Linked DNA regions of Homo sapiens: region 2 is linked to region 1. A link is an interaction called in ENCODE POLR2A ChIA-PET data of the cell type or tissue named here. Cell type or tissue: Panc1. All regions are shown on one strand.

What was found. ChIA-PET counts read pairs that join two places held together with the same protein. Peaks named below come from ENCODE experiments on the same cell type or tissue, not always from the same donor. Only the 100,000 strongest peaks of a DNase experiment are listed, where the experiment ranks them.
Region 2: POLR2A ChIA-PET joins it to region 1 with 10 read pairs; 3 of 35 experiments call an interaction of 5 or more read pairs at or near these places.

What each region holds. Positions count from the first base shown.
Region 1 is chr11:118,395,006-118,403,005 of GRCh38, forward strand. UBE4A (ubiquitination factor E4A) reads left to right here. Exons shown (of 20, transcript NM_001204077.2): 20 at 1,309-4,206. The coding sequence ends at 1,435. ATP5MG (ATP synthase membrane subunit g) reads left to right here and starts at 6,601. Exons shown (of 3, transcript NM_006476.5): 1 at 6,601-6,712. The coding sequence starts at 6,661. The region is part of intron 3 of LOC100131626 (a long non-coding RNA gene); the gene reads right to left. RefSeq lists enhancers at 6,262-6,341, 6,462-7,325, 7,784-8,000. In Panc1, no CTCF peak of the experiment used is centred here; a DNase peak (open chromatin) is centred at 6,446; H3K4me3 peaks cover 2,519 bases; H3K27ac peaks cover 4,509 bases.
Region 2 is chr11:118,629,109-118,637,108 of GRCh38, forward strand. It overlaps PHLDB1 (pleckstrin homology like domain family B member 1), which reads left to right. Exons shown (of 23, transcript NM_001144758.3): 7 at 2,099-2,371; 8 at 2,805-2,945; 9 at 3,051-3,188; 10 at 6,285-6,440. Among named protein-coding and RNA genes, the nearest start is that of MIR6716, 11 kb to the right of the region's middle. RefSeq lists enhancers at 1,719-2,227, 2,228-2,735, 5,762-6,432. In Panc1, no CTCF peak of the experiment used is centred here; no DNase peak of the experiment used is centred here.

The sequences.
Region 1 (8,000 bases):
AAGTTAAGGAAATTTTTAAATATTAAAAAGATGAATTTTTGGCCAGGTGCAGTGGCTTACGCCTGTAATCCCAGCACTTTGGGAGGCCAAGGCAGGTGGATCACCCTGAGGTCAGGAGTTTAAGACCAGCCTGGTCAACATGGTGAAACCCCATCTCTACTAAAAATACAAAAATTAGCTGGGCATGATAGCACGTGCCTGTAGTCCCAGCTACTCGGGAGGCTGAGGCAGGAGAATCCCTTGATCCTGGGAGGCAAAGGTTGCAGTCAGCCAAGATCACGCCACTGCAACTCCAGCCAGGGCAACAGAACAAGACTCCATCTCAGAAAAAAAAAAAAAAAAGAATTTTCTACCTCTTGGTATTTGGTATTAAGCATTCACTATATCGCTCGAAATGTGGCCCAACAAAAATTCATAACGTTTCTTAAAACATTACAAGAACTTATGTATAGGCCAAGACAGTTCTTCCAATGTGGCCTGGGAAGCCAAAAGATTGACATCTGTCATAAACCTTCTTATGTTTCAAGAAACCATAATCTGCATGTACTTGCATAACAATCAGCTGACTAAATCAAATGTTGGTCTACAAGGCTTTATTCCTTAACATCTCATACTGTTCTAAGAATCTGTCACTATAATTACAAATAGTTCTTTACACTGACATGAATGTATAGTGTCTCTGCCTTAGAGAAATCTAAAGGTGACAGAAGCATAGCATTTTTTAAGCCACTGTAATTAAATATCATCTGAACAGCAGTGTTGAGACAAAGTTTATTAAGAAATAGAGGCCAGGTGGGTGGCTCACGCCTGTAATCCCAGCGCACTTTGGGAGGCCAAGGCTGGTGGATCACTTGAGGCCAGGAGTTTGAGAGCAGCCTGGCCAACATGGTGAAACTCTGTTTCTACTGAAAATACAAAAATTAGCTGAGTGTCATGGTGCAGGCCTGTAATCCCAGCTACTTGGGAGGCTGAGGTCAGAGAATAGCTTTCACCCAGGAGGCAGAGGTTGCAGTGAGCAGAGATAACGCCACTGCACTCCATCCTGGGTGCCACTGCACCAGCCTGGGCGACAGGGCAAGACTGTCTCCAAAAAAAAAAAAAAAAGAAAGAAAGAAATAGACAAAGTAGCTACAAAAACTCCTGAATCATCTTGTTCTCACTCTTTCTAACCCCAACTCGGCATTTGACTCAAAGTTATAATGCACTCTGGCTTCATTCTTAAGATGCGACGCCCAGGTGTTCTGTTTTTGGCTTAGAATGTTAGAACTTATGGAAATAACCCTATTTCCCTTTCTCTCTTTGTCCCAGTGACCAAACAGATCCCTTTAACCGTAGTCCCCTCACCATGGACCAGATCCGGCCAAACACAGAACTAAAAGAAAAAATCCAACGGTGGCTTGCAGAGAGGAAACAACAAAAGGAGCAACTTGAATAGATACTGTGAACTAACCAAACCAAAACCAACCCCAGAGTGCAGATAAACAATTGTTTGTGGTTTCTCTCTTTCTGGTTCTGTTCCTTTTCTTTCTTCTTTTCTTTTTCTTTTTTTTTTTTTTTTTTACTAAATTAGAGAACTGCTCTTGCTGAAATTATGATAGTTAAGATTCCTAAGAACTTGACAATGCTCCCCTGGCTTGCAGGAAATTATACTTATTATAGCATCACCAAGTTTAGAAATCATCACTAATTTTCACCCTCTGTTGTCTCTTCATATTCTTCTTCCTTTTCCTAAATGAAATTATATTATTTCAACTACTAAAACTTCCCGCCACCCTGCTATTTCTCTTCCAATTACTGTTCAAACATTTTTGGTGAGTGCTGCTTTTATAAATATGTGATGTCACATATTTCAGTGACAGCTGATGTTATCAGAAAAATCCTGTTATCCTGTGTATTTACTAGTCCTCATGATCTAGACTTAACCCCTTTTCTGTGTTACAGAGTAACTTCACATAAAAGCAGATACCTTTAAGTTTGTGTAGACTTCTGAATAAGATGATAGACGAGAATTTTTTTTAAAAAAGGAATTTAAAGGAATCTTGTGCAACTTCTGTTGATAGCTCTTAATTTTGTTATACAGTCTTTTTAATGAGGATTGGTAGGGCAATCCTACCAATTGATGGGGGTGAGGAGACTGTTGGGCCCTTATTCTCTTATGAAAATCTGTTTCTACAAGGACTAGGCCTAAGTAGATTTAGGCAACGGGTATCATATCCATGAAAAATGTCATTTTAAGACACTAATATCAACAGTATATCTCAGTGTGTGAGATATATAAATACACATACACCCCATGTGCTTTTTTGTTGGTTTAGTGTAAACTGAGTACCACTTTATATTTTCTCTTCCATAGTGAGATGTATGCAGTATGTGGCCATGTTTACTAACATACTCATTCTTCACAAAATTCTGAGATTATAAAATGTATATAGTTAATATTTGTTTGAGCTTGTGACCTGACTTCTAAGAGCTACTTCTAACACAGCCTTAGGTCTTCAATTAACAAAGTAGGAAGTTGAGCACAACCTTGTCCACAGCCATTTTAAATATCCACTTAGCCCTGTGTAGTTGGTAGGTGGACACCACTTTCATAAGTGAACTTGAGCTCACTACTCAATTGTGCAGCTTAATATGCTGACTAGGGACATTCCCCTATGGATTATCTTTATATCACTGTCTTTCTAAGCCCAGAGATGTCATAAGTGACAAGAAAAGTGATAGGATCAAGAAATGGGTGTCACTGCTTCATTTGGAACATGTTATTAACTATGGTCTCTTTCAAATAAATAGTAGTTTTATATTTCAACACAAGTTGCTATAAGCAGTCCTTGATGGGTTTTTGATTGCATCAGCTGGAAAGCCTCAAATCTAAGAGGGCTTCCCATCCTAGATATAAAATAGGTGTTGCCTATTGCTGTGCTTATAAAATGAAAAAGGAAATTGAGGACACTTTTGCAAATGCCAGAATGTAAGATTCATTCAGTGTGCTCCCTGGGCCTTTATGGCATGGGTTGACAGGATTTGTTTATTTTCTAAAATTAGCTTCATTCAATATTTATCATCCTCCTTTCCCTCTCTGAGAATGAACTATGTATAAAATAAGCTTCTGCCTATTTGCATTTATCTTCCAAACCCAATCTAGTAGGATGTTCTCATTTTAAAAACGAGGGGAAAAGACCAGAGTTTTTCAGGAGAAAACTGGAGGAAAATGGGCACAAAAACTCAGAAGGCAGCTATTCCCAGCAGCTTCCTAGTTAACAACCCCCATGCTGCCTCCAGTCTTTGTCTGTATTCTTCTGTATTTAACCTTCAGATTGTAAGCCTTTTCTGGCAAGCTTTTCTTCTTTTTTTAAACTCTTTTCCTGAAACTTTTTATGAATGGCTATGGCACCATTAATGCTGCTGAATATCTTTAAACTCTGCACAAGCAAGTGTGTAGCTTAAGGCCACTACTGGTAAGGAAACCAAGTGTCCTCTGTGCCTTTTTTCTTTCTGTGAAGTAATTTAAGAATATCCAAAAAAATTAGACTTTAAAAAGTTATCTTGGTACAACACCGTGTGTATATACACTTGGAAGCTTAAAAAGGTGTTTTGTCTGGAACTTAGAAGCAGCTCTAAATCTAGTAGAGCAGACTTTCTAACATACCTAGTTTTGTGTATTGGCTTTGCTGGAGTATGATAGCAAAATGAAGACTCTTTTACTCAGCTCTGGTATTGCTCATAACTTACCAAGAGGCTAATACTAAACTTGGAAAATTGTTTAAGTATGTTTTATCAAGCAGTCTGGGTTTTGTTTTTTAATATACTTTTTAATGGATATGTGAAAACTGAAGGAAATGTTAAAGGTTTTTTAATGGTGCAAGTGAAGGTGCCAGTTGCTATTTGATATCACACTCTACAAAAGCTTCATTACTTTATTTGATGGTGGTTGCTAAGCAGCCATTGCACAGAGCATAAGTCTACTGGGTGCCTTTACATGCCAGAGGCTGATGCTGCACTGTTGATGTCATGTGAGGAAATAATGCACATGCTCTAACTGCTCAACAGGAAATGAACCTAGAAACAGAAAATGAAAAGGTTGATTGAAATAAAACTTGATCAACGCGACTGTATTTTGAAACATTCCAGGAAGGTTACTTCTTGTCAAACTTGCCTGGCAGTGTTTGTTCAAAACTTGTATTTAATAAATGAACATCTGACTTACAACCTTTGTTATCACTTTATTCCAGTATTAAAAGCTAGTGGCAGTTTCAGAAATCCCCCTGAAAACTTAGAGGATTCTGACGTTTCACTTTTTTTTTAGGTAAGTAACATCAAATATGTGTGACCTGGCTGACCCAGCCTGCCTTACCAGGCCTCTGGAGGGGACCCTGGGGTTACCCTCAGGAGATGAATCTCACAGTATGGTTTTCCTAACCAGCTCTCTTTTGGCTTCACTGTTTTTCTTTATCTGGCCTGAACCCCAGGTCTTTGTAATCATTTGCTGTTATCTTCCCCTTTCTTGCTCCTTGTTTCCATACCCCTGCCATGCAAGATGTCAGCCTAGATTAACTCAGCCATTCCCCTCTGCTGTAATATCCAAACTGCAGACCATTGTTGGAGGAAAAACACAATTTTTAGAATGGTACAACCACAAACTTATCTCTAACGTTGCCCAACAACCCTTCTGTGTGTCCTTCAGCTATTCCAAACTTTGGCCTCCTTCCTCAAATTCCTTCTCATACCCCCCTCCCATTGACCCCTCACAGTCCGATGACTTTGCCTTCATTTTGCTGGGAAGATAAAGACTTCAGAGACTTTGAAGACTTTCAGACCTCTCTCCCATAATCACATCTGTGGAAAAGGCCCCATAGATCCCTGGCTAGTTCTCTTTTCCTGCCTCATCAGGGCTCTTGTCAATATCCCTTTTTATCAGGCAGGATGGCCTGTGCCTGTAATCCCAGAGCTAAGCAAGAGGCTGAAGTGGGATGATCTCTTGAGGCCAGGAGTTTCAGGCCAGCCTGGGCAATGTGGCAAGACCCCATCTCTAAATAAATAAATGACTGCCTCTTCTCTGTCTTCAATTTCTCCCCTGAGTTCCACATCCCCCTTTGGTTTTCTGACTTGTAATCCTTTACAGCCATATTTCTTCACCATTCACCCTGGATTCTATCCTAATTTTTTGAAAAGGCGCTAGTTAGTTAAAGATTGCCATATTGCTAAATTAACTTTCCCATCCTTAATTTGACTTTTCTGCAGTATCTAGGGCAGCAGAATCACTCCTTCATTGAAAAGTTCTTAGTTCCTTGATTACACTTCTAATTTTTCTTTCCATCTCTCTAACCATTCCAAAAATCGGAGATTTACTTCTGCTCAGACTTCCCCAGGTTACATTACTTATAGTTCTGTTCCTCTCATCAAATGCCACTTCCCTACATACATCTTTTCCTCCTCATATTAAACTATGAAGTTTCAGCCCTCTGTAGTATACAGCTGTTCTCTTACACATCGGCTCAAGGATCTTTTCTAGGAAGTATGCTGAAATCAGCACCATGCCTAATCTGATGGAATGCCCCCTCTCTGAGTATACATTGCAACTTCAGATCTCAACTCTGCCACTTCCAAACTGTGTGGCCATTTTTCAAGCCCAGTCTCAATGGGGACAATGCCTTACAGGCTTTCTTTAAATTCCAAAATGCCTGGCATAGTGTGGGCGTTCAATACAGGTGATTTTTTCCTCACATCTGCACAGCTCCTTGTGGTTAACTAGGGAATTAGGGGAAATGGATTCCAATCGTGATACAGCACTTTGGGGAGATTGGGATTACAAAAAATCAACTTTAAAAGGGCTATGGGGCCAGGCGCGGTGATTCACGCCTGTAATCCCAGCACCAAGGCGGGTGGATCACTTGAAGCTAGGAGTTCGAGACCAGCCTGGCCAACATGGTGAAACACCGTCTCTACTAAAAGTACAAAAATTAGCCAGGCGTGGTGGCGGGCGCCTGTAGTCCCATCTACTAGGGAGACTGAGGCACAACAATCGCTGGAACCCGGGGGACAGAGGTTGCAGTGAGCCGAAGTCGTGCCACTGCACTTCAGCCTGGGCGACAGAGCGAGACTGTCTCAAATAAAAAGGGCTATGGGTTGAGCCTGGTGACAGCCTGTGTGGTGATTGCTCGGCCCCTAACTTTATATGTTTGGCCTTGGACCCTCTCTACCTCTGTACAACGATCGTGTTGGACTAGAAGAATCTCAGCGAATCCTTCTCCAGTACTGACTTCAAAGGTTCTCAGAATCGCGGCGAAAGCACCCTACGCAAAATAGCGGAGGTCGGCGCCAAGAAAAGCACTGCAGGTTCAGGGCGCATGCGCATTTCCGCTCCTTGCCGGTTTTCCGGACCTCTACGAGTGGCTGCCCCACAAAATGCCTGCTTCTCTGCGGAATCCTACTGTTCTTCACATGCTCTCTAATACCATCTTTTCATATCCACTTTCTCTTCCATGTTGAAAAATTAAATTGACAGGCTGGATTCTGCAAAGATCTTTGGACATTTAAGTATCTTCGACCGGCGCGAAAAGAGGCGGCCTGACCTTGGAAGTGGGACGGGGTCCTGCAGCGGGTCCTTCCGGCGGGTGACATTCAGCCGGCGGTTCGGGGCGACGGACTCTCCATTCCAGAACCATGGCCCAATTTGTCCGTAACCTTGTGGAGAAGACCCCGGCGCTGGTGAACGGTGAGCGCGATGTGAGACCGCCGAGGCGGGCACACGGGCGGCAGGGAGGCCTGCGATGGCCTGAGAGGAAGAAGCGGGCTGCGAAGACCCGAGGGGCCTGCGGGTGCCGGGGCGGGATGGCCTGCAGGTGGAGGGAGCAGGAAGCAGGTTGGCGACTCTTTTCTAGCCTTCCACTCGTCTGACCTGCAGATTGGGTTCTCTACACAACCTAGAAGTTCCTGAATTCTAACCACGACTGGGAAGAGAGGTAGTGTGAAGGAAGCCCGGCGTTGCCCGGCAGCTGCAACCATTACGCCCCCTGAGATCGCTAAGAGCAGGGATCTAGAGGGGATGGTTCTGTTAGGAGAGCTAAGAAAAGGAAGGGCAGAAACGTGAAAGTAAATCAATTCGGCCTCATTACATGTGGTGTTGTTCTCAGTGGAGTATTTGGAAGTCAACAGAAATGTTTAAGGATGGGTGAGCTTTTTTGAACGTTGACTTTGCTTTCTGTCCTAGACGGATTCTAAGATACTTCCGCTTTAATCCGAGGGAAATTTTAGGTGGAAATGGACTTCATGGATGAGTATCCATGCCCCGAGAAGCATAGGACGGGATCCGTATAAACAATAATCTTTGTTACGAAGCTTAGCATTCGTGGAATTTTTTCAGCTTGAAGAGCCTCACTGGTAGACCGCTGTATTTCACAACAACCCTGAATAATCACAGCCTCTGAGTACTAGTTTATTTGGCCAGTAAATATTTCAGTTGTCTTCTCAGTGGCAAGCTATTCATTTTATTCCTGAAGTGAGATAAGCTAAATTGACGTAAGTTTTTCCTAGATGTGCTGTATTCCAGTAAGTGACTGAAGGTCGGATCTCTTAACTTTTGCCTACGTTTATGAAATGTGAATAGAAAGCAGAACTTCAAAAAAAATGTAATACTTTCTAGCCTATTTTGCTGTGTTTGAGTTTGGTTTGGGTATTTTCTTTTTCTTTCTTTCTTTTTTTTTTTTTTTTTTCCTAGAAGACAGGGACTCACTCTGTCGCCCAGGCTGGAGTGCAGTGCAGATCACAGCTCACTGCAGCCTCCACCTCCTAGGCTCAAGCGATCCTCCCACCTCAGCCTCCTGAGTAGCTGGGATCACAGGCACGCACCACCACACCCAGCTAATTTTTGTATGTTTTAAGAGACGGGATTTCACCATGTTGCCCAGGCTAGTCTCTTAACTCCTGGGCTCAAGGGATCCTCCCGCCTCGGTCTCCTAAAGTGCCAGAGTTACAGGTGTGAGCCACAGCGCCAGCCGGGTAAT
Region 2 (8,000 bases), 230 kb after region 1:
CTGACTCTTTCTGAGACTTGTTCTTTAGAAAAGTACCTTGTCCTTCTTTTTTGCTTGTCTTTGGCCTCTACAAGTGGGTGGGAGCTGCTCATCCTGGCCCAGGCAGTATCATCTAGGAGTGCAGGTGGCAGGGTAGAGGGACAGAGCAGGATAGGCAACCCTGGCCTGACCGTTAGCCAGCCTGTGTAATTGTGACTGTGTGTGTCCATGTGCATGCACGTGGGTGCATGCAGGGGCTGGGTGTGGCTCTAGGCAGCTGTCCTGGAGATGGCATCTGAGCTGGGTGGGGGCCAGGATTCCCCAGATAGCTCAGGGAGCTTAAGGGGCTCTGGCTGGTGTGTACACAGTCGAGCCCATGTACAGAAGAATGGATTCTGCCCTCTGTCCCTTACGAGCAGAACAGGGTTCTTTGGAAGGTGGGCAGGAACCCTGGGATTGGTTTGAGGAAGAGAACCAGAACTGATGAGAACCAGAACTGAAGCATCTGGAGATGCTTTTGGAAGAGGTTGGGACAGTTTTGGATGAGGGTATAGGATTGTGTGTTTGTGTTGGATGGGGGTGAGATGAGGCGGATCCCATCTTTTCCTTTGCTGCATCTTCTCTTCACTGTTTTTGCATTGGTCTAGACGGGAATGCATGGCCATTCTAAGCTGGGGTCTCATCCTGGAGAGGGGGCAGTGAGCCTGGCACAGGCAGAGTGGCAGGCACAGCCTCCCCCAACTCCTCCATCAGTTTTCCCACCCCCATTCCCACACATAAGCACACATCTTACCACTAGTCCTGACCTGCCTCACCTGCCACTTTAAGTCTTGGAGGCTGCCCGCCCTGCCCCTCCCACCTCAACCAGGCTGCTTATCTGGGTCCTGGGGCAGGGGTGGAGGCACTGGCCCAGCCTCCCAGGTGCCGAGGCTCTGTTCCGGTTTTTTTTTTTTTTTTTTGCCATGGAACTGGGCAAGCAACAGGAGGGAAGCTGGGTAAGTGTATGAGAACACCTCTCCAGCCTTCTCTCCACTTCCTGCGGTTTGGGTTCATGGCCAAACTGTAAGTGATGAGAGACACTTGAGGAGGTCTAGGGACCCTAGAGAGCCATGGAAGCCTCACAAACCAGGCTTCAGGCCTATAGGTAGGCCTGCGGGAAAAGGCAACAAAGACCAGGAATGTGATTGTGTCATCCCTCCTTTACCTCCTAGGCCCCTGAGAGGTGACTGTATCTGGGTGGGTGTGTATGTGGAGAGGGGTGGATGAAGTGGTAGGGCCATGGGAGTACTCACTCATGGGCCTGGGCATTCAAGGACTGGCAGCAGCCCATCCTGCTGATAAACAGCCAAGGGCTGCCTGAGGGTAACTTGGAGCTGAGGTGGGGACAAAGAGGGCCGTGTCCTTGGTCTACCTCTTCTCCATGTATGTCTGTGGTTGGGTGTCTGGTCCCTGTGGGCTCATGGGTCTGTTTTCCAGCACTGTCTGTCTGCATACATGCCCACCTGTCTGTATGCTAGACTGTGTTTATCTGTGAGTGTGCATCAGTGTGCATTTGTGCATGTCAGGGCTGGTGTCTCTGTACTTGCCTATTAATGCAGGGCCAGGGCACATGTTGTATCCTTGTGTGCCTGTGCATCAGTGCTGGTGTGTCAGTATGTGTCCTTGTGTCTGTAGATCTGTGTGTACCTGCGTCAGGACGAGCAACTGAGTTTATCTGTGTCTCATTGTGGTCTGTAGTCTGCTTAACAGTGTGTTTCTGTATGTGTTTAGTGTGTTACTGTGGGTCCATTTGGTGTGTTCCTGTGTGTCCTGGGGTAGACTGAAAAAAGAAAGGAACAGGAAGATGGAAGGGGCTGTCCCAGAAGTGGGCAGGAAGAACCAGGCTGTTATGCCATGTGGGCATGTGGCACAACAGCCTCGTTCTTCCTGCCCACTTCTGGGGCACCTTGTTTCCCTCTGCCTCCCCTAGGTCTTGGGGTCAGGCCTCTCCTGACTTGACACTGATGTCCTAGCCCCCTGTAACCCTGCTCTCCCTCCTGACAGGATACTGAACCTGGCTCTATCCCCACCAGGGCTCAGCTTCCTCCCCTTCATGTCCTGCTCTGTCCATCCTCCCCAGGAACGCCAGCGCCTGGAGACCATCCTGAACCTGTGTGCCGAATACAGCCGGGCTGATGGGGGACCTGAGGCTGGGGAGCTTCCCAGCATTGGGGAGGCCACCGCAGCATTGGCACTGGCAGGCCGGAGGCCCTCACGAGGCCTTGCAGGGGCCTCTGGGCGGAGCAGCGAGGAGCCTGGCGTTGCCACCCAACGCCTATGGGAGAGTATGGAGCGCTCAGATGAGGAAAATCTCAAGGAGGAGTGCAGCAGCACTGAGAGCACCCAGCAGGAGGTGAGATGGAGGGGTAGGCAAGACAAAGAGGCTGAAGTTGGACCTGCTGGGGGCAGAGGAGGCTGGTGTATCCAATGCCAAGGTCCAGTGAGGGGAAGGATCAAGTTTGGGAAGAGATTAGAGAGCAGAGGTGCAGAAATGAGACAAGGAAGAGAAGGGAGGTGTTGATGAGCTTCCCAAGCTGTAAATATGCTTTATGACCTGCCTTTCCATGGGGCCCCACCCAGGCCTGGCACTCAGTGGTAAATATTCTCTTCCGCAGAGCCCTTATTGCTCCCCTCAAAGGTGGGGGTTGCGGGGGGGCAGGGAATTAGCCTCCTGTCTCAGTCCAGCTATTCCTCAGCAAGTGCCTGGAGGAACAGGTGATCCATTTTCTTAGTCTGATTCCAAAAGGCTCTAGGCTTCCTCAGTTGATAGCTTCCCTCCCCTCCAGCACGAAGATGCACCTAGCACCAAGCTCCAGGGAGAGGTGCTAGCCCTGGAAGAAGAGCGGGCTCAGGTGCTGGGGCACGTGGAGCAGCTCAAGGTCCGTGTGAAGGAGCTAGAGCAGCAGCTGCAGGAGTCAGCCCGAGAGGTGAGCCGTGAAGTCCCTAGCTGGACTCTTCCCTAGGCCAACTGAAGGCCCCAGAGAGGGGCCACAGTCAGCTGCTTTGATGGGGACCCTGGTGTCTGCCCCCAGGCCGAAATGGAGCGGGCACTGCTGCAGGGAGAGAGGGAGGCAGAGCGGGCACTGCTGCAGAAGGAGCAGAAGGCAGTGGATCAGCTGCAGGAGAAGCTGGTGGCCTTGGAGACAGGCATCCAGAAGGAGAGGGACAAGGTAACCCACACCTGGCCCAGCTTAGTGCTGGGTACCAGTGGCCTGGGAGAGAAGGAGAAATGTCTTCTCTGGGGCCCTGTACCCTTCACCTCATCATCCATTCTGCAGTACAAGTGGTCTCTGTGGCTTTCCAGAGACAGAGTGACTTCTCCTCCTCTGTGGAAGGAACCAGCTTGGAGGGCACTGCCAGGGGCTGGGCTGGTGTCTGGGGTCTCCTCTGTCTGGGTCTGTGTGCTACCTCTGGGTGCCTGCCATCCTAGGCCCTTTATGGCCCTTCTAGGAAGTGCCAAAGCCCCTTCTTGGGCAGTGAGCACAGCCCAAGGGACTGACATTGGGGAGTGATTCAAGTTCGGGTCCCACCATCTGGAGAACATCTCCCTCCAAGCATGCCACAAGTGCTTACGTTGTGATCTTTGGGAGATGGCCCTCGGGCCTCTGCTTCCCTTGAGCCTTCAGGATCTGCAGCCTCCCATCCCAGGTGATCCTAGCTCCTGCCCCTGCCCCTTTCAGATTTCGTGCCAGCCTGCAGGGGCCACTCCCAGATGCCCAACACCGTGCCAAAAGCTCTGAAGTGGAGAGGGGTCATCTATTTCTGGATCTGACAGTATTTTTCCAATAATTTAATTTTCCTTCTGGATTTTTTGAGTTTCTTCCTCCTGCCCTCAATTTTGAGAATCTTAAAAATTCTTTGACCCTTTTTTTTTTTTTTTGGAGCTTTGGCTCTGGCCCCCAAAACCACACTCCCAAATTCTGTGCCAAATTAACTCCACGCTTGCCAACTAGGCCTACACTAACGTCCCTTCTAATCACTGACTTGGGCTTTCCGCATGCCCCTAACTGCCAGTGCCACCCAGGTAGGGCTGAGCCATGCCCGCTTTTGCACTAACTCAGTGGGTGCCTCTGTGCCCCTGGCCTCTCTCCTCTAATGCTGCCTCCTTCTTTTCTTGGTGTGGGACCCCAGAGTTTTTATATGAAAGGAATTGGCAGGAGGATTGGTAGCTCAACTTTACTCAAGGGGGCATTGGCAGGAGGGGTATGAGGGTGGGGGAAATGCTTGGCTGTGGAGCTGCTCAGACTGAAGAGTTCTTTCCATTGGAAATGCCTAGGCTGCTGTCTTAGGCTACTGTCTGAGGACAGCATGAGATAACCCAAGGAAGCTTCCTGGCAGCTTCCTGCACAGCAGAGTAGGCTGTCTTCCACCTATTCCCCTGCCTGCCCTCTGGAGCCAAGGAGTAAGGAGGCCCAGTTGTGGGCGTGGTCTTGGAGGGCTTGAACAGGACCTCTCTGCCAACATAGTGGCTACCCTTCCTAGCTTTCCCTTGGGGCTTCCCAAATTCAGATACCCATCAGAGGTTGGTAATGGGTAGCCCCTACTCTTCTCCTCACTCCTGAGCCACCTATAACACAGGGTATTTTAAAGGCTGAGTCCAAGGATGAGGAAGCACCTAGACCCCAGGAACTGGCCTGATTAGGTCCTCCTCTCTGGGGATGGGTAGATGAGTTGGGTAGAGGGATGGGAGTGACTGGGTTCAGCATAGGGCCTCACTCCCAGGGATAAAGCTCAGCATTTCAGAAGGAACCTGCCTAACCTCATTTCCCACTGACCTGGAGTTTTTTGGAGGCCTAGACTTCGCTTTCTCTGTGGGGAAGAGAGGTTATTCGAGGCTGTGGTAGTGATGGTGGTGGTGGTGATGGTGGTAGTGATGGCAATGGTGTGGAGGGTTCACTTGGCTTCCCTCCCCTGCCCTCAGCCCATGGCTCCACTCTGGCTTTGGAATCAGTAACCACAGTTTCTCCTCTGCCTGTCCTTTGAGGGGTGACTCACCAAACCCTCCCCTCGTCCCCCTTCCCACCCTCAGAGGTGTCATCTCACCCCAGAAAGAACCGTCCACCCCCTCTGTACCCACTCCTGGGACTCATTACCATGGAAACAGCCCGAACTAATTGCAACCCTCATCCCTGAAGTTCAGCCTGCAGGGCCAACACCCCACCCCGACCCTGGGCAGGAGGGGAGGGAGGCCAAGGGTGTTGGGTTGGGGTCCCCTCTGCCACACTGCTTTAACATCCTCAGCTCCTGATTGACGCCCAACCCTGGATTTAACCCTCACCATCACTACCCTTTTTCCCTGGGTTAAATTTTGGTCTCTGGGCTGTAGTAGAAGGGGAGGGATGAGAGCTGGAGGCTCTGTGATGCAGAACCAGCCTTGACTGGTTTGGAGAGAAAACAGAGGGCCTTTTCTCGAGACCTACCCAACAATTTCAGTTCAAGGGACTTCAGGAGACCAAAATCTGTGCCCTGCCCCCACACCTCTGCCTGTGTTACCTCATCCCCTGCACCTCTGACTGCCGTGTTACCTTCAGCTCCTGGCCTTGGGCCCTCTCCCTCTTCACCTCTTTCCCTCCTCACTTTCCCTTTCTGCCCTTTTCTTTCTCCTCGCCTGGTTATTCTCCTCTTTGATTCTAGCCTTTTTTTCTCCTCTCTCAACCCCCATTGCCGACCCCCATTCTGTCCCGCCCTGGCCGCCCTCCCGCGCTCCCCTCCCGCCGCTGCCGGGCCGGAGTTGAGGAGTGTGTGTTCTGTTTCTCCCCTGTGCCCCGCCCTCTCCCTCGCCCTCCCGCCGACCAGGAGAGGGCGGAGCTGGCCGCGGGACGGAGGCACCTGGAGGCCCGCCAGGCGCTCTACGCCGAGCTCCAGACGCAGCTCGATAACTGCCCCGAGTCAGTGCGGGAACAGTTACAGGAGCAGCTGAGAAGGGTCAGTTCCACCGCCCCCCCTCCCCCGGCCCCGCGGGCCACGCCCCAGAAGGAAGAGAGGAGAGCGGTGGGACGGGACCACCTGGCCTCTGCAGTACCTGCCGGACACCAGGGTCGGTGCTGCGGTTTGGAGGGAACCGGGAAGGTTGGGGAATCAGCGCTCCAGGCCATGATGCCCGCAAAAGGGCAAGGCCAAGTACAGCGGGAGCTGGGGGGAGGCAGGTTTCTTACCCAATTTCCCCGGGTCCAGCCCCATACAACGCATGCCCCTGTGGCCTGGTCTTCCAGGCCCAGAGTGGCATTGCAAGCACCACCCAACCCCCTTTGTCACTGTCGTTGAAGGAGGCAGAGGCCCTGGAGACTGAGACAAAGCTCTTTGAGGACTTGGAGTTCCAGCAGTTGGAGCGGGAGAGCCGCGTGGAGGAGGAGCGCGAGCTGGCCGGCCAGGGGCTGCTCCGGAGCAAGGCTGAGCTGCTCCGCAGCATCGCCAAGAGGAAGGTGTGCCCCACCTCGTTCCCTGCTGCGTGCTGTTGGAGGCCAGTGACCTGGGTTTGAATCCCAATGACCTCACAAAAGTTAACTTCGTCTTTTGTGCCTGGATTTCCTTGTCTGTAAAATGAGAATTACAACAGGTTGTTGTGAGAATTAAACAAGATGTAAAGACAGAATAGGATGTGATTGTAATGAGCACTCGGTGAAGAATAACTATTATTAAGCTCTGACTCCCCTCAGTCTTCCAGTGGAAAGTGGATTCTGCTCCCATTCAGAGCTTGGCACTGGCCCAGCAGGAAGGTGAAAGATGGAGGAGGAGGAGGCTTGCCCCTGTGCTTGCAGAGCTCTTGTCTGGTGGAAGTGCTGGGACACACAGAAAGATTTGAGATCTGGATATTAGAGCCAGCTAGGGGCCCTAGAAAGGGCATTCATTTCGGTTCCAGCCATGGCTCAGCCCTGCCTTGGCTGAGCTATAAAACAAGGGTTATTGGGTATTGTGGCCTGGCCAGCTGTGACACGCTAGCTAGATACTGTGATCACCTGCTCTTGATCTCAGCCAGACCACAGGATGGTGGCACAGGTGACTGTGTATGTTTGGGGAGTAAAGCTGGGAGGAGGTATGTGTTAGTAAGGGTTGGGAAGAGGTGAGGGAGGGATTGGAGAGGATGGCTCAAGCAGCTTCCACCCTTATGGCTGAAGCTTGTGGCCATGCACATGCACACATGCATGTACATTTTGCTTGGCTGGAGTTAGTGTGGGGGAAGTGAGGGTGGTGAGATTGGGGAGGGGTGTCTAAAATTGGTGACGTAGGGGATTTGCTGGTTAGCCTGGGGTTGGTGGTAAGTGGGGAGCTGCTGGACTTTCCTTGAGTCCAGATCCCATGCTTCTCTCCCTGAGCTGCTGTCTTACAAACGCACTTTCTGGATGTAAGACTGACTGATGAAAGGAGGGAAGAAAATTGACACACCTAAGCACATGGGTGTGTGTCAGGCACCTTGCTGGGAGCCTTCCTTGGATTACCTCAATGCTGTCCTTAGGACGGTATCACAAGACAAGTGCTGTTATTCCCATTTTATAGACAAGGAAACTAGGAGTAGGAGAAGCTACACATTTTGCCCAAAGCCTCCCATTATATAAGCTTCAGAGTCAGAATTGGAACCCAGGCCTGTTGGCCCAAATCCCACGTTCCTTCGACTGTACTGCACTGAGGCTAGGGGCGGGCACTTCTCTAGCCTCTTCCTCTTTCTTTCTGGAGGGAATGCGGTAGGGAGCTGTAGATCAGCTAATCTCATCCCTTTGGGGTTCTGGTGAGTATAAGCTCCAGGGAGTTTGGGAGGGCTTGGCAGTAGTGGATTCCTCTTCCCACACCCACCCTGCCTCCTGGGAAACCGGAGCTCAGCCCCTAGGACCTGGGGTGTCACATTCTTCCCCATGCTCCTCCTTAGGAACCTTATCCAGCTTTCATCCTCAGACCCTAGTGTCCCACCCTAGGCTCTGTCTGCCCTGGTGCCCTGTGCTCCCCTGCCCTTTCCACTCTGATTCAGAGTGACTCAGAGTACTGGTCTG